2 separate regions of the Mus musculus genome follow, and region 1 is linked to region 2. Evidence: chromatin loops called from intact Hi-C (ENCODE). Cell type or tissue: left cerebral cortex. All regions are shown on one strand. Links, peaks and the distances in the headings refer to the core of each region. The heading gives the core; the rest is flanking DNA. Region 1 holds the start of Gm30938 (a long non-coding RNA gene). Region 2 overlaps Ttc7 (tetratricopeptide repeat domain 7).

The links. Hi-C counts contacts between places; a loop is a spot of excess contacts. Peaks named below come from ENCODE experiments on the same cell type or tissue, not always from the same donor. Only the 100,000 strongest peaks of a DNase experiment are listed, where the experiment ranks them.
Region 1: a loop joins it to region 2, with 7 times the contacts of the local background. A loop is called at or near these places in 1 of 42 quality-filtered maps.

The regions. Positions count from the first base shown.
Region 1 is chr17:87,464,916-87,480,431 of GRCm38, forward strand. Gm30938 (a long non-coding RNA gene) reads right to left here and starts at 9,653. Exons shown (of 4, transcript XR_385891.4): 1 at 8,761-9,653; 2 at 7,752-7,844; 3 at 6,782-6,876; 4 at 1-18. In left cerebral cortex, for the core only: no CTCF peak of the experiment used is centred there; DNase peaks (open chromatin) are centred at 8,816, 9,096, 10,082 and 10,640; H3K4me3 peaks cover 1,259 bases; H3K27ac peaks cover 2,925 bases.
Region 2 is chr17:87,367,340-87,372,339 of GRCm38, forward strand. It overlaps Ttc7 (tetratricopeptide repeat domain 7), which reads left to right. Exons shown (of 20, transcript NM_028639.3): 19 at 3,120-3,322. It overlaps LOC102632541 (a long non-coding RNA gene), which reads right to left. Exons shown (of 3, transcript XR_003952232.1): 2 at 3,369-4,563. Among named protein-coding and RNA genes, the nearest start is that of Stpg4, 58 kb to the right of the region's middle. In left cerebral cortex, for the core only: a CTCF peak has its summit at 2,066 (motif pointing right); DNase peaks (open chromatin) are centred at 428 and 2,141; H3K27ac peaks cover 4,230 bases.

The sequences.
Region 1 (15,516 bases), core at 6,102-11,101, 100 kb after region 2:
AATCACCATGTCAGGTCTCTGTGAAATAAGGGAAAAAAAGACAACTTTAGAGGAGGCAGTGACTGAGCCAGGCCAGGGCAACGGTGGCTGATAAGCATTTGTGCACAATTCTCAGGATGTCACAATGGCTTCCTTTCCAAACCCTTCCCAGGAACTAAGAAAACAAAATGCTATTTGCCAATCAACCCATCAATCAACATTTTTCAAGTAAGAATTAAGAGTATAAAATGGCACCCCACACTTATAATTCTAATGTTTCAGATCTTAGTTTTTAGAATCCGAATGAGAAAACCGTGTTACCTGGATTTATCTGTTTATGTGTTGGGGAGGGGGTCATGTGCATGTGTGAGGCATGTGTGTGTGGGGGTCAGAGGATAACTTTCAAGAGACATTTCTCTCACCGTAGATTTGGAGATAAAGCACGGGTTATACAACCTAAGTAGTGTCAATACTACTACTACTACTATTATTATTATTATTTATATTTTGAGACAGGGTCTGTGTATCCCTAGCTGCCCTGGGACTCTTTTTTTTTTAATTATGTATTTTCCTCAATTACATTTCCAATGCTATCCCAAAAGTCCCCCATACCCTCCCCCCCACTCCCCTACCCACCCATTCCCACTTTTTGGCCCTGGCATTCACCTGTACTGGGGTATATAAAGTTTTCGTGTCCAATGGGCCTCTCTTTCCAGTGATGGCCGACTAGGCCATCTTTTGATACATATGCAACTAGAGTCAAGAGCTCCGGGGTACTGGTTAGTTCATAATGTTGTTCCACCTATAGGGTTGCAGTTCCCTTTAGCTCCTTGGGTAATTTCTCTAGCTCCTCCATTGGGGGCCTTGTGACCCATCCAATAGCTGACTGTGAGCATCCACTTCTGTGTTTGCTAGGCCCCGGCCTAGTCTCACAAGAGACAGCTATATCAGGGTCCTTTCAGCCAACGCTTGCTAGTGTATGCCATGGTGTCCTGGGACTCTTTATGCAGACCAGGTTAGCATCTAACTTGTGAGAGAATGCTTTTGCATTTGCTAAGGACTGAGATTATAGGTGGGCATCGGAGTGCCTCGCCATTAACTAGGACTTAAAAACCAACGGTTTCATAGGGAAAGGCCATCCTCAGAAAACTGTGAAAATAAAGGTCACAAACGTCACTGTCATCCTGAGAGGTTTGCTCCTGGGTCTTCCATTCGCCCACTGTGTAAGCTTTCAATGCCTCTGACTTTGATGTCTTCAAGGTGATATGAATAAATAAGACCCACCCCCAAGGAGCGGGGCAAGAGGGAACTGAAATGAATTATAAAAACCGCTTGGCACAGTGTCTGCCACATAGTAAATGCTCAGTAGGTTCAGTTATTATTAATAGTGATGTGGTATTAACAATTCATGAGGAAAGTGACCCTTACACCCCAGCAGAGCAACTACTGCCCCAGGCTGGAGGGAAATGAAGAGCGCTATGGTCGGTACTGTGTATGGAAAGAGCTCTATGGTCGGTACTGTGTATAGATGATGCAATTCTTCAAAACATCTCAAATTCTATTTTCGCACAGAAAGAAACAACAGAGACACAGAGAGAAAAGAACTCAAAAAAAAAAAACTTTAGCAAGTTCTTTGTGTGTGTGTGTGTGTGTGTGTGTGTGTGTGTGTGTGTGTGTGTCTGTTTTGAGACAGGGTTTCTCTGTGTAGCCCTGGCTGTCCTGGAACTCACTTTGTAGACCAGGCTGACCTCGAACTCAGAAATTCGCCTGCCTCTGCCTCCCGAGTGCTGGGATTAAAGGTGTGTGCCACCACTGCCCAGCGAATAAGTTCTTCTTACAGACTGGGAATTATCTGGGCCCGTTATTGATGTTCTGGGCTAGTCCGGGCTCCTACTCTCAGTTGGGACTGATGCGGCTCTGGCCAGTGGAAGGGGAAGGATTGACACGTAGGAGAGAGGCAATGAGGATTGTCAGAGGCACCACATGGCCTGAAGAAGCTCAGGCCTCTGTAATACTTGTTGGACTGAAAGTATTATTTATTCTTCTGCTGTCTCTGCTCCTATCCTTGGAAATCTGCTGGTTTTTAGAGATGGCCAGGGCAGATGACAGACAGCGACTTCTCCTGAACGGTACGGTACTGTGTCCTAGGGCAACAGCAGCCCATGTTTTTACTTTAGGCATTCACACGTCTTGCAGATTTAAAGCTATATATTTTCTTAGGACAGTGGGCACCCAGGCTCCTGATGATAGCCAACATGATGTCAGCCAGAGCCAATGAAGGGTTGCTGGTAAGGTTTGCTTAATACTCCTCAGTCAACAGCAGATCCAATCTGGACCCAACTCAGGCAGGACTAACTAAACACAGAAGTCCAAAATGGCTTTATCAGGTTGGACAGGGTCTGAATAATGAGATGTCGCAGACTGGGCAGCCGGAGCAACTCCAGCCTGCCTGGATTCAGACATAGATGTAACGTACGTGGACACAGAGAGATTTTGCACATAAAGAAGTGACGATAGCAGGAAGTCAAACCTGCGTGGCCTGTCGGGCACAGCCAGAGGGCTTCTGCGTAGGGTTGGGGAAGGATAGAGGGAGACCCTGATCTAGCTAGGGAGGAAACACCCAGAAGAACAAGAAACATGGATGCAAATCTACGAAGCTTCCATTAATGGCTTCCCTGCACTTAGAGCAGAGATTTCAACTCCGCTAATGGGGATCAAGGCAGTCACAGTAGGAAGAAAGCTTTCCAGCTTCACCTCCTTCCTGTAGTCTCCTGACACAGCATCTAAGGGAAAGAACACAAGGGCAAGCCTAGCTGAGAAGTCACCTAAAATTAGAGAGAACCAAAGTTTGTTTAAAAATGAGCCTTAAAGGTCATAATTCCCAGATTTGTATATTTGAATCGTTAAGGGGGCATTTTAAAAAACACTCAAAGTTCAGTCTACAGATCAGACCAAATATGTCACAATCTCTAGACGTGGGTCACGAACGTGAGAAACTGTCAAAGCCTTCCCTTCAGTGCACTGTGTAACAAGTTTGGAAACATGAGTAACATATGTTTATAATTCTAAATTATAGCGCTAGAGAATATAAGGCAGGCGTATCAGAGTTCAAGCTGACCCTTGACTACGTAGTGAATTGAGGTCACTCTGATCTACATAGCAAGCTGCAAGGAGGGATACAAAGAGAAGCCCTGTTAATTTGTCTTTATCTTAAGTGCACTGGTGTTTTGTCTGCCTGTATATCAGGTTGAGGGTGTCAGAAGCCCCGGAACCGGAGTTACAAACAGGTGTGATCTGCCTTGTGGGTGCTGGGAACTGAACCTGGATCCTCTGGAAGAGCAGCAGCCAGTACTCTTTAACCACTGAGCTATCTTACCACTGTTGTTTCCTGTTTTACTTGTTTGCAATTTTTTTAAAGATTTATTTATTAATATATGTAAGTACACTGTAGCTGTCTTCAGACACTCCAGAAGAGGATCTTGTTGTGGATGGTTGTGAGCCACCATGTGGTTGCTGGGATTTGAACTCTGGACCTTCAGAAGAGCAGTCGGGTGCTCTTACCCACTGAGCCATCTCACCAGCCCTTGTTTGCAATTTTTAAAAGTGTTTATCAAGGCTTAAGAAAAGCGGGGGAACAGACAGATTCATCCTTGAAAGCAGGAAGAGCTAAGCCCCAGTCGTTACTGAGCAAGCGATTTGAACTTGGAGCGTGGAAGCAGGAGCTCACCGCTTTGTTTTTATGGATGCAGCAATATATATATATATATTTTTTTTCTTTACAGAATGTTCACATCCATGACCTAATTTTAACTTGCCTCTCTGTGCAAGCAGGGAGAGTATTATTTTTCTCTTCTACTTCCACAGATGGGAAACCAGTCTCATGACTCGCTCAGCAATACAGAGTGAAGCCAGCGGCAGGAATGCAAGCAGAATGCTGTTCTCAGAAATCTCAGCTGAAGGTTCTTTCTCCATACTGTGTGTGGCCTGGGTGAACCGCAGAGCTTTGTGTGTGTGCACGTGAGAGAGAGAGGGAGAGAGAGACAGAGAGAGAGAGACAGAGACAGAGACAGAAAGACAGAGACAGAGAGAGATAGAGAGACAGAGACAGAGACAGAGACAGAGACAGACAGAGAGATCGAGAAAGAGAGAGCGAGGATTACCAGTGACAGGCAACACAACAAAGCGTGACACCTGTGAGCTGACTAGAATCGTTCTGTTATTAGGAAGGGAAAGACCAGGACAAACATCAAGAGTCACATCAAGGTGGCAGCAAGAGCTGGCTGCCCACCCTTGAGGATTCAGCACCAGTACTGACTGACCTTGACACAAAATTTGCCTCCAAATTCCACTGGGGAAATAGACAGGGACAAGGTCATTAAAGTCACACCAAGGGAGTTTTAGGGGAAGAGAAATGAGAGTCACTCCGAGGTTTTGTGCTTCGGTTTGTTTAACAGTCTGAAGCTTACGTTGGTTGTGAGAGTGACAGAGACTGGCTGTTGCCCTGGGTTCTACACATTGGCAAGAAAAATTCTACTGAAAGGCACAACCACGGTAGGCTAAAAGGAAAAGGTATGGGGCCTGAGACGGCAGTGCAGCTCAGTCCAAGCAAAGACTGAAGCCAGGAACTTAGCCGTTGTGGGAGACTTAGAAAGTTCTCGGCACAGTGTGATCAACCATATCTGTGTACGAAATGTCAGAGCAAAACTTATTTCTCTGCGTGCTCACCAAAGATAATCTTTTAAAAAGATAACAAATCCGGATGCTGGTGGGCTCACACCTTCAGTCCCAGCACTCAAGCTGCAGGGGCAGGCAGATCTGTCTCGCTGAGTTACAGTCCAACCTGATCTACATACTGAGTTCCAGGGCTGTATAGTGAAACCCAAACCATACATTTGCAACTATAAAATTCATGTTTCAGCTATGGGAACTACACCCACCTCTCCCACCACCCCTCTGCTGTGTGAACCAGGTCTACCTATCATCCTTCTCAAATATAGATTCCAAAATGCGGCCTTAGTCCAGTCAGCTATTATCTGGGTCAGAGCAAACTGTGATAAACAGCTACAGGGAGCCACCTCCTAAGGTGCAGTAAGACATTTACAGACAGGAATGTTTTACGCTAAGTGCGCACCTCAAAATGCATCTACTGGTCATGCTGGGAGGCCTACACTCAGAGGAAAATGGACAATAAGAAATGTTCTCAATGAAGCAGAGAAGTAAATGGAAAATGTAGGATACAGTTAACCCAGCACAGTCACTATGGAAGGCAGCTTTGCGTCCCTCCATAAATAACACATAAATAAATCTCCACACTCTGACAACTCCATTGCTGGGTATAAAACCTAAGAGAACTGAAAGCGGTTAAACAAACTTGTTTACAAATGTCGATGTCTACATCATCCACAACGGCGGAAAAGAATGAACAACCTAAATGTCCATCAAGGAATCAGTGAGTGACAATGGCCATTCAGTGGACTATTGATTATAGAGAGAAGCAAATACTGGTAGATGCCAAAGTGTAAATGGATCATGAAAACAGGAATTCAAGGCCAAGGGTTAGGAGCCCCGCCCCGCCCCGCCCTGCCCCACCCCGCCCCACCCCCATCACATGCAACTTCAGGAACAGAAAGGCAGAGGATGAGGAACGAGGAGGTGGAGAATGACAATGTGTACAGAGGTGTCACTGCAGTTCAGAGCATGATCTGCTCAGTCCTGGAGACCCCCAGGAGACCGCCAGAGACCACAAGGCCAATGTAGGCACATTAGAGTTCAGACTTGAAACACAATCCTCCCCGCAAGACCGATTAGGAATGCAATGCTCAGGTCTAGGGGCTTAGGGTTTATATAGGGGAAATGCACAAACAAGCTGGGGCCTTCAAGAACTGATAGCGTTTTGTTTTTTGTTTTTTGTTTTTTGTTTTTTTTTCCCAGACAAAAAAGAGAGACCGTATATCTAGAAAAGGCCCTCTTTGACCTGGAAAGGAGTAACTCGTTCTGTTATCAGTGGCCGGCCAGTGCGGTCTTTCCTGTTGTTGCGAGCTGGCTGTAGCTGTTTTTGACTGCTGGGAACGCTCGGTTGTCTCTTTCCCAGAGCCTAAGGGTGGGGGTCTTATCACTTCAAGGACATTAATTCTCTGCTTTCTCCAAAAGACAGGAGATAGCGATGCTGGAGGGAGAACTGGCTGCACTGGGGGTGGGGAGAGAAGGGTGGCTGCTGTTGCCTGACTGCCCCAGGGCTTACACTGAGGGGGAATGCTGGCTGCCTTTTGTTTCTTTAAGCATATGGCTTCAGAAGACAGGGGTTCAGACCCCAGCATCCTTAACAGGTGGCTCACAGCTATCACAAACTCTAGCACCCAGGCATTCAATACCCTCTCTGGCTTCTGTAGGGGCCAGTATCTACATGATGCTCATACATGCAAATAGACACAAATACATACATACACACCAAATAAAATAAGTCTTAGTGGATAGAAGATCTCCATGTGGGACCATTTAAAATGTTGAGCTTGGGTGTATGTTAAGCCTGAGAATCACAAGAGAAAGACCGGTTCCACAGATACTAGAATCCTAATCTTGTAAGTCATAATAAATCTAAATCCTCAGTGGATTTACCGTATAAGCCAGGAGACACTATCACTATCCCTGTCACTATCCCTGTCACTATCCCTGTCACTAACCCTGTCACTATCCCTGTCACTATCCCTGTCACTATCCCTGTCACTATCCCTGTCCAAAAAGCCCCTAACTCTCTCCTGCTTCCTCTCTTCCTCCATCCAACCCAGAAGTCCTGCCTACTCACCCAGTGATTGGTCCCTTTATTCATTGGGGGTGGGGTGGAGTTCACAAGAAGTCACCTGAGTATGCGACTCATCCGTTTGGTCCAGACAACCCTTCCTGAGAAAGCAGAATTAACATCAAAATACAGGCATCACCAGGGCCATTCACAACAAAAGGGCAAATCCATTAGACTGCCATAGTTTTCCATCAGGGCCAATCCGGGACAAGCACGCATCCTAACATATTTCCTGCCTCGGTACCTCCTGTCTACATGTGACCAAGCACATCTGGTTGGTGCAGTTGGGTCAAACAAACTTGTTTAGGGGAGTGAAAACATGAACAATACCCCCTCCACCCCCGGAATTCAGGAAGTGTCTGCCTTTGGGCCAGTGGTTTACAGGTTAGAAGTATTTTTATTCCATGGATTTCTTAGGCACAGTAGTTAACTCTTAAAACGTAAGCTGGTGATCATGTGAAGTGGTGCACACCCTGAATCAAGATCTCAAGATCAAGGCCAGTGCGGATCCTGTCTCAAAAGAACCAACTAACCAACCAACCAACCAACCAACCAACCAACCAACCAATGTCTGTAACTGAGAAGCAGTGATAGTTATATGCCATTTGAAACAGCAGGTATCTCCTGGGCTCCACACTTTAAACTGGCCAAAATGATAAATGTGGGTTTTATCACAATGGAAAGGGGAGAGGGGGCCTGCAAGATGACTCCCTTAGCAAAAGCATTGTTCCCTCTCTGGGGTCCACAAGGTAGAAAGAGAACTGACTCTTGTCCTTTGAGTGCCATGCATCTCTCTGTCTCTGTCTGTCTCAGTCTCTGTCTCTTTCTGTCTCACAGACACACAGACACACACACACACACACACACAAAATCAATCAATCAATCAATCAATCAATTGTACAAAAGCCCTCTGAGAGACTAATTACACCACTACCCTAGAGTAGCCTAGTTGGAGACTTGGGATGATGTCACTTACTCAGTCACCATGAATGGCGGGCGCATTGTGTGCCAAGTTGTGCCGGCATCAATCACATGGAGAATAAAATGCCCAGCTCCCAGCCTGTGAGAGCTAATGGATGGACAGACACAAAAATATATAATTTTTGTTTTTGAAGAAAGGTTTCTACTATATATCCTGTACTGGCTTTGAACTCATGATCTTCCTGTCTCAGACTCTGCAGGGTTGGGATTACAGGCATATACTATCAAGCCCAGATTAATAGGGGATTTTAATCCTGGGCATTAAGGGAGAAGATGTCAACACGCTCGGGATGTTTGATCTAGAATACTTCGGGAGGGTAAGGAACACCCAGCACATTCCTAGGCGGTGAGTAGGACTTTCCCCACGAGGTGGCAAGAACAGAGGAGCCCTCCAGACAGAGCAAGGCAAGGCAGAAAGGTACAGAGGAGGTGAGACATCTGGTGGCTACGTCAACCTTCATCAGAGAACAAGCCGTTCCACTGAGTCAAGAGAAGAAGAAAATTCAAGAGAGGAAAAGTGGTCACTGGAGTCATATCTTCAGCCAGATCAAATAAAACAGAGGCCGGAAGTAACCACGGACTGGACAATGGAGACCATTCTCGGGCCATTCTCAGGCTCTGCACATTTTATGTTCCTGCGAGGCCTTGAGAGTGAAATTTGTCTAGGAAGGAAGCCACAGCTCTGGAAAGACAGCACTTACATACCCAGGAGAAAGACAGCAGAGATAAATGGAGAGAGACTGAATAAAGAGAGAAGGGAACAGACAGAGTTGCCAAGGCGGGAGGCTCTCAGTGGGACCTGGCATATTAGGAGACCCTGGCTTCTCCCAGATATGGAGCAGGGGTTACAAAAGGGAGGAAGATACGTTCCCTGCTGGGCCAGAGGAACAAGTGCTTCCCCCTCCCCTTTCTGTTTTCCCGGTGAGATTTAAGGGTGAGAAATACTCTGAAAAGCCAATATGGGAGAGGGTGAACTCGCTGCCAGGGAGTCCGAGACGGCTTACCAGGCTGCTCAGCAGCCCGCTGAGGCTGCAGATGACTTTGTAGTAGCGCCAATCTGCGTGGGCTGTGATTTTCTCCAGCAGAGCTCCTGAACCTGGGAGCCCAGATGTCAGGGTGGGGGCTGTGGTGTGGAGGGAGAGCTAGGGTCCCGCCTCATAGGGGCGGGGCTGAGGCGAAGGGACCTAGCAGGGGGAGATGGTTTGGGAGGCTGAGGGGCTGGCTGGTGAAGCCTAGGCTAACAGGGAAGGGAATGAAGTGTGTGGGGAGGAGGGAGGGCGTTGACAGTGCATGGCAGTAGCTGGGATTTCTGGAGGTGGAAAGCTGAGCACACTGGGAGTTGCGAGTGGGCGGGCAGGGAGGAGGAGGCCCTGATCACCGTGGGCTGGGGAACAATTCAGGCAATATGTAATCAAGTGCTAGCGAGGATGGTTGGGAATCTAAGTGGGCTTAGGGAGGTGGCTAGGAATGAGAGCTGAGAGCATGGATCGAGGACAAATCCAGCGCTAGGCAGACTGCCAGCTAGGAATTCAAGGTGACAACAGAACAGCCGATGTCTCTATGCCTAGGAGTCCCTGGGCAGATGATACCTCGCAGAGGACATGGCCTCTGTAATGTCAGTGAAGGAGGAGACTAAAGCATGGGAGAGACTGGAGATTCCGGAGCTCTGCCTGTGTATAGCCGGGCACTCTGGGTAGCACTTGCCATCGGCGCCGCCCTTCCTCCTGCCTCTCACCACGGTTCTTCAAGCGCGTCTCTGACGCTCTTCCCACATCACGTTCCGCTCAGCCTTTCAAAGAGCCAAACACTGTATTCTCACAGGTCAAGGCCGTGGCTTTTGAGGGAGATAGAAAAACAGTCTACAGCATTTTATATGGCCTATAGGAGCCTGAGAACAGAGAGGTTAAGCTCGTGGATCAGGAGGGAGTGGGACGGAGGGCGGGGCGGGGCAGGTCAACCCGATTGTTAACCCGACTGGGATGGAACTCTGATTTGATTTTTTTTCTTTCCTGCCTACTTCCTGGTAACCCAAACCCTGAGCCTGCTTCTATTTCCTTCCTACATTCTGGGCTGGAGTTAGAGTCATCATTTCTGGGACTCTTTTGTGTAACACTCATCTCCTCTCTCTCTCTCTCTCTAATCCCACTACTTTGGCCCAGGTGAAGTACCCCACAGTCCGGTCCGGTCCGTGCACTAATGACCGGAACTGAGGTCAGCTCAATGCTTTCTCATTTAAATTTCATTCCAGGGGTGAGAATTTGCCGCAGTTTGTCCCGGAATGGGCCCCAGGCACACTCTTTTAGAACCTGCTTCTAAAAGCTGTTCTTCCATGTCTGGGAGGTACAACATAGCCTTCCAGAAGACTCGCCCTTTGTAATCTTACACGAACTGGGCTTGATACTTAATGTTAAAATAACTGGAGATTCCATATTGGCTACGGGGTGAGTGGGGGAGGGGGACACCAGCAGCCACAGCTGGAAACGCAGCTTCATAGTAAAACACTTGTCCGCCATGTGTGAAGCCTCGGGTTCAATCCTCAGTACAGGGGATATGTATGTATGTGTGTAGTGTCTCAGGTGTATACACAAGAAGCTATTATTTAAGAAGTCAGTACAGCACTGACTTCTTAGTGGGTTTTTGTGAGGCTCCTGGTTCCCAGGCCAGTGGGCTTGGCAGGGAAGGGGTTTGTTCTGGTTAGTTGGGTTTGAAGTAAGAGCTCTGGAGATGAGGTATACAGATTCTTGGAAATGTCTCCCTTGGCTCAGTACTGCCTTGCTTACAGATCTCCCTGGGTCTTGCAGTAATTGCCCTTGAAGGTGTTTGCTTCCTGGAAGAAGCACACTGTAAGTTATAAAAACAGAAAACCAGGATATTTTTATAAGAAGCTCAGTTTAGTTTGGGGGCGGAGGCAGGCAGCTGAAGGACAAAGTGTGCCAGCTGCAAACTCGTCAAGATCGCTAGACTGTACGGTACTGTAAGACCAGGAAGGCCCCCACCCTGCGTCCCCTAGGGTGGAAAGATGGGAGACAGTTGTCCCAACCCCCACACGCGTCCTCCCACACCCCACGCCCCACCCCCCACCCAGGCCCAGAGACTTCCTTTCTGAGGCCTCAGATGCTCTTCGAATTTGTTGACACAGAAACAGAATTTTCCTGGCTTTTTCCGATCTTATCTTTCATCCCCACTCAACTAGACCTAAAAGAGCAAATGTACACAAAATCCACAGTCGACCCAAGAAACCCTGCTGGGTACCTCCCTACCGCTGATGCAGCGTGACTAAGATAAGGCTAACCAAGTTCACCCACAGGGTTCTGTGCACTTCCTTCCTTCCTTCCTTCCTTCCTTCCTTCCTTCCTTCCTTCCTTCCTTCCTCCCTCCCTCCCTTCCTTCCTTCCACATCAACAGCCCCTCTCAGGTTCAGTTGGGTGATCATTCACTGACATTTTGGAATTAATTCCAATGCCTATGTGCCCTGTCTTCCGGAGGTGTTTCTTTTGGACAGAAGAGATCAAGAGAAGCAAGGGACTCATTTTTATGTCTCCAAGACATTACTACCATTCATTAAGCATCTACTGTGTGCCTTATCCTGAACCGGGTTCTTTGCACCATCTAAACAGTGAGCTCAGCTTAAACTGACTCCATGTCTGTAAAGTATTTAGCGCTGTATCTGGCACATAATGCTGAGTGTCATCTGGGTCTAACTATCTAAACCTGAGGCAGGAAGGCTGAGAGTTTGACACCACTCTGAGCAAAGTAGAAAGTCCCAAGCCAGTCTAAGCTACACAATGAAAGCCCCCAAAATCAAACACAAACAAGAAACTTGTTGCTCTTGCAAAGGACCTGGGTTCGGTTCCCAATACCCACATAATGGCTCACGACCATCATTATCCACGTTCTTGGGATCCCACAGGCATGCAAAGTGTACACCCCTTTATTCAAACAAAGCATTCACAGCACAAAGTAAATAAAGAGAAATTTTTAAAGAGGAAAAATATCTATGCTGATGAGACAGGTGTTACAATATCTCATTAAAAAAATTAAAAAGAAAAAATATACACTGGGCAGTGGTGGTGCATGTCTCTAACTCCAACACTCAGGAGGCAGAGGCAGGCAGATCTCTGAGTTCGAGGCCAGCCTGGTCTACAGAGTGAGTTCCAGGACAGCCAGGGCTACATAGAGAAACCCTGCAAAAACCAAACCAACCAAGCAAAACCACTAATTTGTTTAGAGTGTGTGTGCCTGTGTGTGCAGGTACATCTGTGTGCAGGTACACACACACACACACACACACACACACACACACACACACACTGATGCATATGCATATGGAAGCAGAGAATCATGTCCATTTGATTAGACCGGCTGCCCAGCAAGCCCTGGAATCCTTCTACTCCACCTCCCCAGCTCCGGGATTGTAGGTACACAGTACCATGCCTGACTACTCAGCTCCCCAGCTCCGGGATTGTAGGTGCACAGTACCATGCCTGACTACTCAGCTCCCCAGCTCCGGGATTGTAGGTGCACAGTACCATGCCTGACTACTCACCTCCCCAGCTCCGGGATTGTAGGTGCACAGTACCATGCCTGACTACTCACCTCCCCAGCTCCGGGATTGTAGGTGCACAGTACCTTGCCTGACTACTCAGCTCCCCAGCTCCGGGATTGTAGGTGCACAGTACCATGCCTGACTACTCACCTCCCCAGCTCCGGGATTGTAGGTGCACAGTACCATGCCTGACTACTCACCTCCCCAGCTCCGGGATTGTAGGTACACAGTACCATGCCTGACCTTTACATGGGAATTGGGAACTTTACCGTCTAACCCAGTGGTTCTCAAACTGGGTTGCAACCCCTTTAGGAGTTGCATATATCAGATGTCTACATTACAATTCATATTAGTTGAGGATGTATCCTGTCCAAGGCTATCCTGGCCTCCATAGCAAGACTTTAAAAACCATGTTTATTTTGAAAAACAATTCTTTAACACGAGCAGCCTTTCCGTCAGATTTCTCCCTCATTACCTCCCAGAGAAATGGAGGCTTTCTCCCAGCTGCTACTTACAGCATCTTATTGTCGGGGAAGTGACAGCCTGTGAAGAGAAGAACGTCCCCGGAGCCCGAGAACGTCAGAGGCAAGCTCCAGCATAAGCCTCTTTGATTTATTCCTGTTCCCAAGAGGGAGCTGGGAAAGAGATGACACTCGGTCTATTTTCTTCTAGAACACGACCCACGGCCGAGTGTCTGGTGAGTTACGACGGCGCTCGTCCACGCCCCACCCACCCCTTCCTCACCCATCCAGCCTGGCACTCTGTCATTTGATGCAGCCCCCATGCATTTCCTGGAAAAGGTGTTTGGCTTCCTCTGACAATGGTAGGAAACTTGGTTAGAAGTTAGTGTTAACGAGGTCACCTTGAATTAGCCAGACAAGACAATCTCAGAACAACTTCCTGACTCCGGGACTGTCTAACTCCTGATTGAGTCTGTAGGCCTACAAAGGCAAAAGCCGACTTATGACTGATGGCTCGGCTAGAAAAATAGCCCAGATTCTATTGCCTAAGCTAGGAGTGATAGTCTCTTTATCCACTCTGACAGGTACAAAGGACAGCAACACACCCAGACAACTCAGGGACTGCTTGCCCACTTCTAGACAGGAGAGGAGTCTAAATGGCATGAGGAAGTCACTCTGAGGCTCCTTCTAGGCTGTCTCCATTATCCACAATGATTAAATAGAGCTGGCCCTGCTCAGTTCTTAAATCACACAGGATACCTGGACTTTGTTGCGCTACCCCTGAGTAGCCATGCTACAAAAGCTTTTCTCTCCATGTGGAAGAATATTGGTCCACAAGGCTGGGTGTGGTTTTGTTCAGCTTTCTCATGCACCAATATTATTTTTTCTGTCGAATCTCATGCCTGGAGCTAACGAAATTCAAAACTGGGCTCCCAATGCGTTAAGGGCTGGCTCTGTGGTCTCCAGGATCAGAGTTTCCTGAGTGAGACGCTGGGGAAGCCTGCCCTGGAAGGGTTGAGCGGACCATATGCAGCTCTCTCCCTCCAGGCCTCTGATCGCATCAGACTGCCAGCTGCAGATGGGCTCAGGTGCTGGGCACAGAGCCCAGGCTGGAGCAAGGCTAAATGCAGCCTAAGGGATAGACAGGGCTTTCAGTAGAATCTGAATGCAAGCCGGGCGTGCTAATGCGCCTCTGTTATCCCACCCCTCAGGACATTGGAGCAAGAGGATAGAGAGTTCAAGGCCAGCCTGGACTACATAGAGACTTCTAGGCCAGTATGAGCTACAGAGGGAGACCCTGGCCTCAAGCCCAAAACAAACTAACAAATTCTGGGACTTTGTCTGCCAGTAGGGAGGGGAAGCTAGGTCTGTAGAGAGAGAGGAAGGGAATCTATCTAGGAAAACAATATACGGAAATCAGAAGGTTGGAGCTAAAAGTAAACTCAGAAAGCAAGCAAAAAAAAATCCCAGCCAATAGATATTTGCTCAAAGTATCAAGACAGGTCAGTCGAAAGGGGTGGATCCTGTCAACAAATGGCAAAGAAGTGTTTGACTATGTGCAACATGAACCTCAACCACTGCTCATCCTAAACAGAAGGATTCATTAGAATTGATCTGTAAATGTTGAAACTATGAAAACAACATAAGATAAAATATTAGCCTCCTTGAATTTGGGGGAAAACTCTTAGTGTAATGATGATACCATACTTAATGCCACTGAACTACACACTTAAAAATGTTTAAAATAGTCTGGGAGGTGGTGGTGCATGTCTTTAACTGTAGCACTTCAGAGGCAGAGGCAGGGGGGATCTCTGAGTTCGAGGCCAGGCTAGTCTACAGAGTGAGTTCCAGGACAGCCAGGTCTACATAGAGAGACTCTGTCTCAAAAACCCAAAACAACAACAACAAAATATTAAAATAGTGGAATTTATGATACCTATATTTTACATACACACACACACAGACACGCACATGTCTATTCCAGAATATCTTTTGTTCTGTTATTTGCCAAGAAAAAAAGCATGACTGTGGACACCCCCACCCCCTCAGCATATTAGACTTCACCCAAACTGTAAGTCTTTCAGGTACAGTGGTTCATGTTTGTAATTTCAGCATCAGGAGAAAAGGGCAGAAGGTTCTTTGCAACTCTGAAGCCAGTCTGGTATGTGTAGAAAGTTCTGTGCCAGTCAGGGACAGGCAGAGACCCCACCTCAATTTAAAAGAAAAGAAAAAAAGGGAAACCTTGGTTCATCAAAAGACTCAAAAGTGAAAGAGATGAGAAAACTTAGAAAACTGACAAAAAACTTAGAATATATAAAGAGTTCTTACAACTCAACAATAAGAAAAGTAACCCAATTTTGATCTAGTGGGACGGCTCAGAGGGTAAAGCATTTCCTATGTAAGCTTTACAATCCGAGCTGGATGCACGGAGCCCACGGGGTCTCACATGGAAAAGAGAACTACTCTAGGAGCTGTCCTTTGACCATTACGTTACCCCCACACTGTGGCATTGGTGGCACACACATGACATACACATGTGCACACACACCTGAGCACACACCCCGACAAGAATGAGTATGATAAACAAAACTAAAAATAAAAGAAAAATACCTCAGTTTTTAAAAATTGAGCCAAAGTTTTTGGCAAATATCTCCTGTAGGGTTCAAAGACAGCAAATAGACACGCAAAAGGACCTTTGCATAGCTAGTCATTAGATACAAAAAATGCAAATTAAAAGCTAATGAGAAGCTACT
Region 2 (5,000 bases), core at 1-5,000:
AATGGGCCCTGGAGAGTTAACTCAGCCACCAGCCTGGGGCCTAGCCGCCCTGGTTTTGGCAGGAATGTCAGGGCACTGGAACCAGCTCTGGGTGTAGGGTTAGACCAGGATGTCTCCGAGAAGAATAAAAGGGACTCTGGCAAAGCTCCAGGGACCAGGTGTTTTCCATTTCTACCCCACAGAGAGAAGACACAGAGGGAAAAGAGCAGAGCGGAAAGAGAGCCTTGGAGCTGAGAGGAAGGAAACCAGAGACAGGATGAAGAGGAGATAGAGAGGCAGGCAGGGAGGACTGAGACAAGAGCAAAGTGAGGGAGGACCTGGGGGAGGATGGAAGCGTGGAGATGTGCTAGCTGCCCTCAGATAAACCTGTGCTCATAGTGATGAGCACTAATCCAGCCCTAGCCAGGGGAACACGTGGGTCCCATGGGCCTTGCTGGGCCTGGCAGCCAGGCCTGGAAGAAGAGGATCCAGGCAGTGGTGGGCACCATGCCACCAGGCTCCTGCCACAGTTGCAGCTGGCTGGCTGGCTGGCTGGCTGGCTGGCTGGCTAAGAGCACCATGTTTGGTAAAACAGCAGGCAATAGCTGAGGCACCTGCCCATGGTCACTGAGGCTCTTGACACATGCTGCACTGAAGCCCCCAGAACCCCTGTGGCTGTTGTCACGTCTGAGGCCTTGCCAAGGAGTCTAGACCTGTGTGTAAGAAGCTGTTCACAGCATGGCCAGAGCCCTCAGGAGACCTGCCACTCTGACTCTGGGCTGTGTCACCTTGGCTTCCTGCCTAAGTGAGAAAGAGACCCAGCAGAGAGCAGGGTAGCCCACTTCTCAAGGAGTGTTTCTTTTTGAATGGCTTCTCAACCAGGCTTTGGGCCTTAGAAAGCCCCAAGACCTCAGCCCCACGGTCCCTAGCACTCACTCTAATTGAAATCTGTTGCTGTGAATATACTGAGGAGTACCCAAGGCAGGGACCAGGGACGGTCTCCTGGGGAACTTGGAGGACAGGAAAGCAAGTTGTAAACAGCTTAATGAGCCATGACAGGGTCGCGCGGGCCAGCCTGGCTTGGGCTGCTAAGTGAGAAAGACCTAGGCACTGAGAGTCTGACCTTGGATCCTCAGGGCTCCCGTCCAGAGAACCATCACCACCACAGGTGCTGGTACGTGTGTGGTGTGGGCATCCACCCTGCGCCAAGCACCGTCTCTCTAGCGTACCCCAGGGGTCCTGCCACAGGAGAGCCTGCTGCAGCCTGGCCTTTCTTCTCTCTGCCTGCTTAAATGTGGGCTCCTCTAGGAAACCCTTCCTGACCACTATGACACTGACCCAGCCCACACCCAGAAATGGCGCCTGTGGTTTCCCTGCCCTGAACCTCTTGGGTGTTTTAGTGGCTTTAGTTGGCCGCTTCCCTCGTCCACTCTCCTTATGGGTAGACGGGACACGTGGTCAGTGTTGAGTGGTTATGCAGTATACGGTCAGCTATGAATGCAGCCTGTTCAAAGGCCCCAGAGGCAGCTCAACAGGAGAGCTGATATGGACTCAGCCAAACCCCTAACCACTGGCTAGCTCTGCCCTGTGAGGCCCTGGCTCAAAGATGCCCTCTCCAGTGTTATTCTGTCTCTAAGGACGGGACCTGTCTCTCTAGCCATAGTTTGGTTCCTCTGGTTTTCTCAGATTATCCCAGCTTCTTATCACTGTTAGATGAAAGTGCTCCAAATGCTCTCTGTGATGTTGTGGGATGAGGCCAACTGATTGGATTACACAATGCATGTTAGGTAGCATTCCTGCTAAGAACGCCTGCCACTCTGTACTTCAGTCGAGGCCTCCTGACAGGCAGAAGGGATGCCAGAATCAGCTCTGTCCACCTCTTTTTGGGAGTTTCCATTGGAAATGTCTGTTACCTTCCCCACCCCAGACGTGCTCTGAACTGGGGTAACCTCAGTGTTCAGCCTGTGCTAGGAAAAGCTCTTGGCAGAGTCACAAGCCAGACTCTGCTGGCCTCCCGCGCGTGTGCGCGCCCCCCATCTGTGTTACCACCCTTCTGCGACTTCCGCATGGGCACCAGCTCCGGGAGGGGGCAGCCGAGCTCCGGGGGCTGCTTGGGAAGAAAGGCAGAGTGGGCCAGTGAGCAGCATTTCTAAAAGTGTCTGTGGTGGGCGAGCGCCTGTGAAGTATGGGGCTGAAATGCGCAGTTCTGTGGGCTGCCCTGAGATGGGAGAAACTGCACCTCCCGTAGATCTAAAGCTCGGGGATAATCTGATGCTGCCGCTAGCCAAAAGGCGTGTGTGTGTGTGTGTGTGTGTGTGTGTGTGTGTGTGTGTGTGTGAGAAGACTTTATAGAGTGAAGCTATGGGGGAGGGGAGGCAAGTCCTCAGCTTAGCTGTTTAGAGGGAAGATCCTAATTACACATATGCCTCCCTCTAAGACCGCTTGTCAGAATTCATGAGACAAAACAGCTTGTGAGGCTGGGGTTTGCCCAAGTCGGCCTCCCTAAATACAGGTTTTACCCATGGCACAGATACCTCTTGGTCTTTACTGTGGGCCTCCTCAGAGGCCCCGGAACTCTTGGCCTCTGTCCTTCACAGTGCATGGCTCCTCCTGGGCTTCAGGCACACTCCCATTTCATCCTGAGCATGCCAGGGCCCAGTAAGCCCCTTGGTTAATGTGCCTCAAGACAAAAAGACCTCCAGGAGAGTCACCTGGTCTGTTGCCACGCTGCCGTCTGTCTAGAGAAGCAGACAGACACTGAAACATGTCAAAGACATGCAAGCAAGCTGGGCCAAGCCATTCCCCACCGCCTGCCCACCCTCCGGACCTAGCGTCAGATAGCCTGACACACACTGTGACCCTGTCAGTTACTTTGTTCCCTCTGCTGTTCCTGTTTCTAACGTGGGATAGCAAAAGTACTTTCTTCAGGGTTTCTGTGGCATTGACTAAAGCAGTTTGTGTGAAGTACCCAGCGCGGTGACTGACAGTACCCACTGTTACCCTTACAATTCCCAGAGAGGTGGCCCTGTGCTGTGACTCTGTGGTGTCCTCTGTTGACTTCCTGGCTCAGGGATGAGGGTCTGGGCCGCTGCCTGTGACTCCCCGCCCCCCACTCACACTTTGCCCCTCTACTCTCACAGCTGAGCTGTTCATGGAGCAGAGACAACTCAAGGAAGCGGGTTTCTGCATCCAGGAGGCTGCTGGCCTCTTCCCCACCTCTCACTCGGTACTCTACATGCGAGGCCGACTAGCTGAGGTGAAGGGCAGCTTCGAAGAGGCCAAGCAGCTGTACAAGGAGGCTCTCACCGTAAACCCGGACGGCGTGCGCATCATGCACAGCCTGGTAAGCCACTCTCCCCTCCCAAGACCTCCCTTCTCATCCCCCTCACCCCGGCAGGTGCCTGCTGCTGCTGCTGCTGATGATGATGATGTCGATGATGCTTCCGGGCATCTCTAGGAGGTGATTTCCTGCCCGCTCTGCTATGAGAGACATCTGTATATGTCTTGTAGGCGTGAGCTGTTTCCCTCCCATCAGAGTCTGCACTGATGGAGGAAGAACTCTGGAAGGGATGAGTTTTTTGGGTTTGTTTGTTTGTTTGTTTGTTTTGTGGCTTCCATGTTGCTGTGAAGTTCTGTATGTGGTCTGCTCTCAAGATCCATGGCCACTCGTTAAAGCCTTACCCTGGGAGATAATCCAGACTCTCCGCAGTTCCAAAAATCGCCTTGTATGAGGGTCCTCAGCCTCTCCTCAGCCATTGGGCTGCCTCTTTCTTTCCAGGGGCGTTCTCTTTCCTGGTGGGACTCAAGGGTCTCAGAGGTGAACCATGTCAAATCTGGCATGAGTGTACATTGAGAAGAGCCCCTGGGCCCAGTTCTGGGACATGGACACAGGATTTGCATACCAGGGACACAGTGACACGCCGGCACCCGTAGTGGGGAGGTTTGGTAGTTGAGAAGCGCTTATCCTGACCTAGCTACCTTCTTCCTTGGGTGGTCATGGGTAGGTGAGCCTATCTCTGAACCTTGAGTGTGCTTATTCATCCAGTGAAGAGTCTCTTGTTAGGGAAGCAGTAATGTGTTCCCTACTCTGACAGAGTAAGACTCTACAGATGACCTTTCACCCCTGTTTTCCTTGCTGCTTCCAGAGAACAGAGAGATGAGGACAGAGTGGTCACTGAAGGGCCACGTAGGAACCCACAGTCAGTGGGACCATGGAGAGGTCTTGGTTCACATCGGATACCCCTTAGTGTTGAGAATGGCTGTTGCAGCAGCTCTAACATCTGGCTCTGGAGAACACAGGGTTGGAGCACAGGGTCCCATGTGGGCGGCGGTCTCCGTTGCCAGATCTTATTCCCCTCTGACAGGAAGCTATAGAAGCTGGGTTTCAAGTTGGGTTTGAGGAGGTCAGGCACGCACTCAGAAATCCCTTGAGAGGATGGGAGCCCAGGGAGAAGCTGGACCGAAGTGTCTTTATTGCTTTGTAACCCACTGGTTCCTGAAAACGGAACCAAGCGAAGATTCCCTGCTCACTTCCCATTCCTGCTGCCGGATCTCTTCTTAGGTTGTATGAATTCTGAGCCCCAGCTAAGAAAAAAAAAAAAAAATCATAGGCCACAATGTCACACAGCCTTGTCTGTCCCTTGCCATGGCTCCCCCTGTCTTGGGGTCAGCCCAGCTAGTGTTTGGTGTTTTACAAGGCACACCTTCTCCTTCCTCCTGCATTTCAGCATTGGCTTTCCAGGTTAATGCCTCACTAGAGGTCACATCCAGAAGTCTGGATTATTGAGGAGGACTGGGCTGCCGCCATTCCTCGTGGATCTGAGCCCGAGACCTCAACCCCCAAACCCAACAGAATCCAGTAACAAGTACAATTTTGAAGTAACAGCGTACCATTTTTCATTTATGCTTATTATTGTTTGTAGCTATTTTCTTGAAATTGAAGCAGTTTCCAACCATGGGTTTCCATGGTAACCGAATAGCCGTCCAGAGTAGCTCCCTGCAGATGTTACTGAAAATGGTCC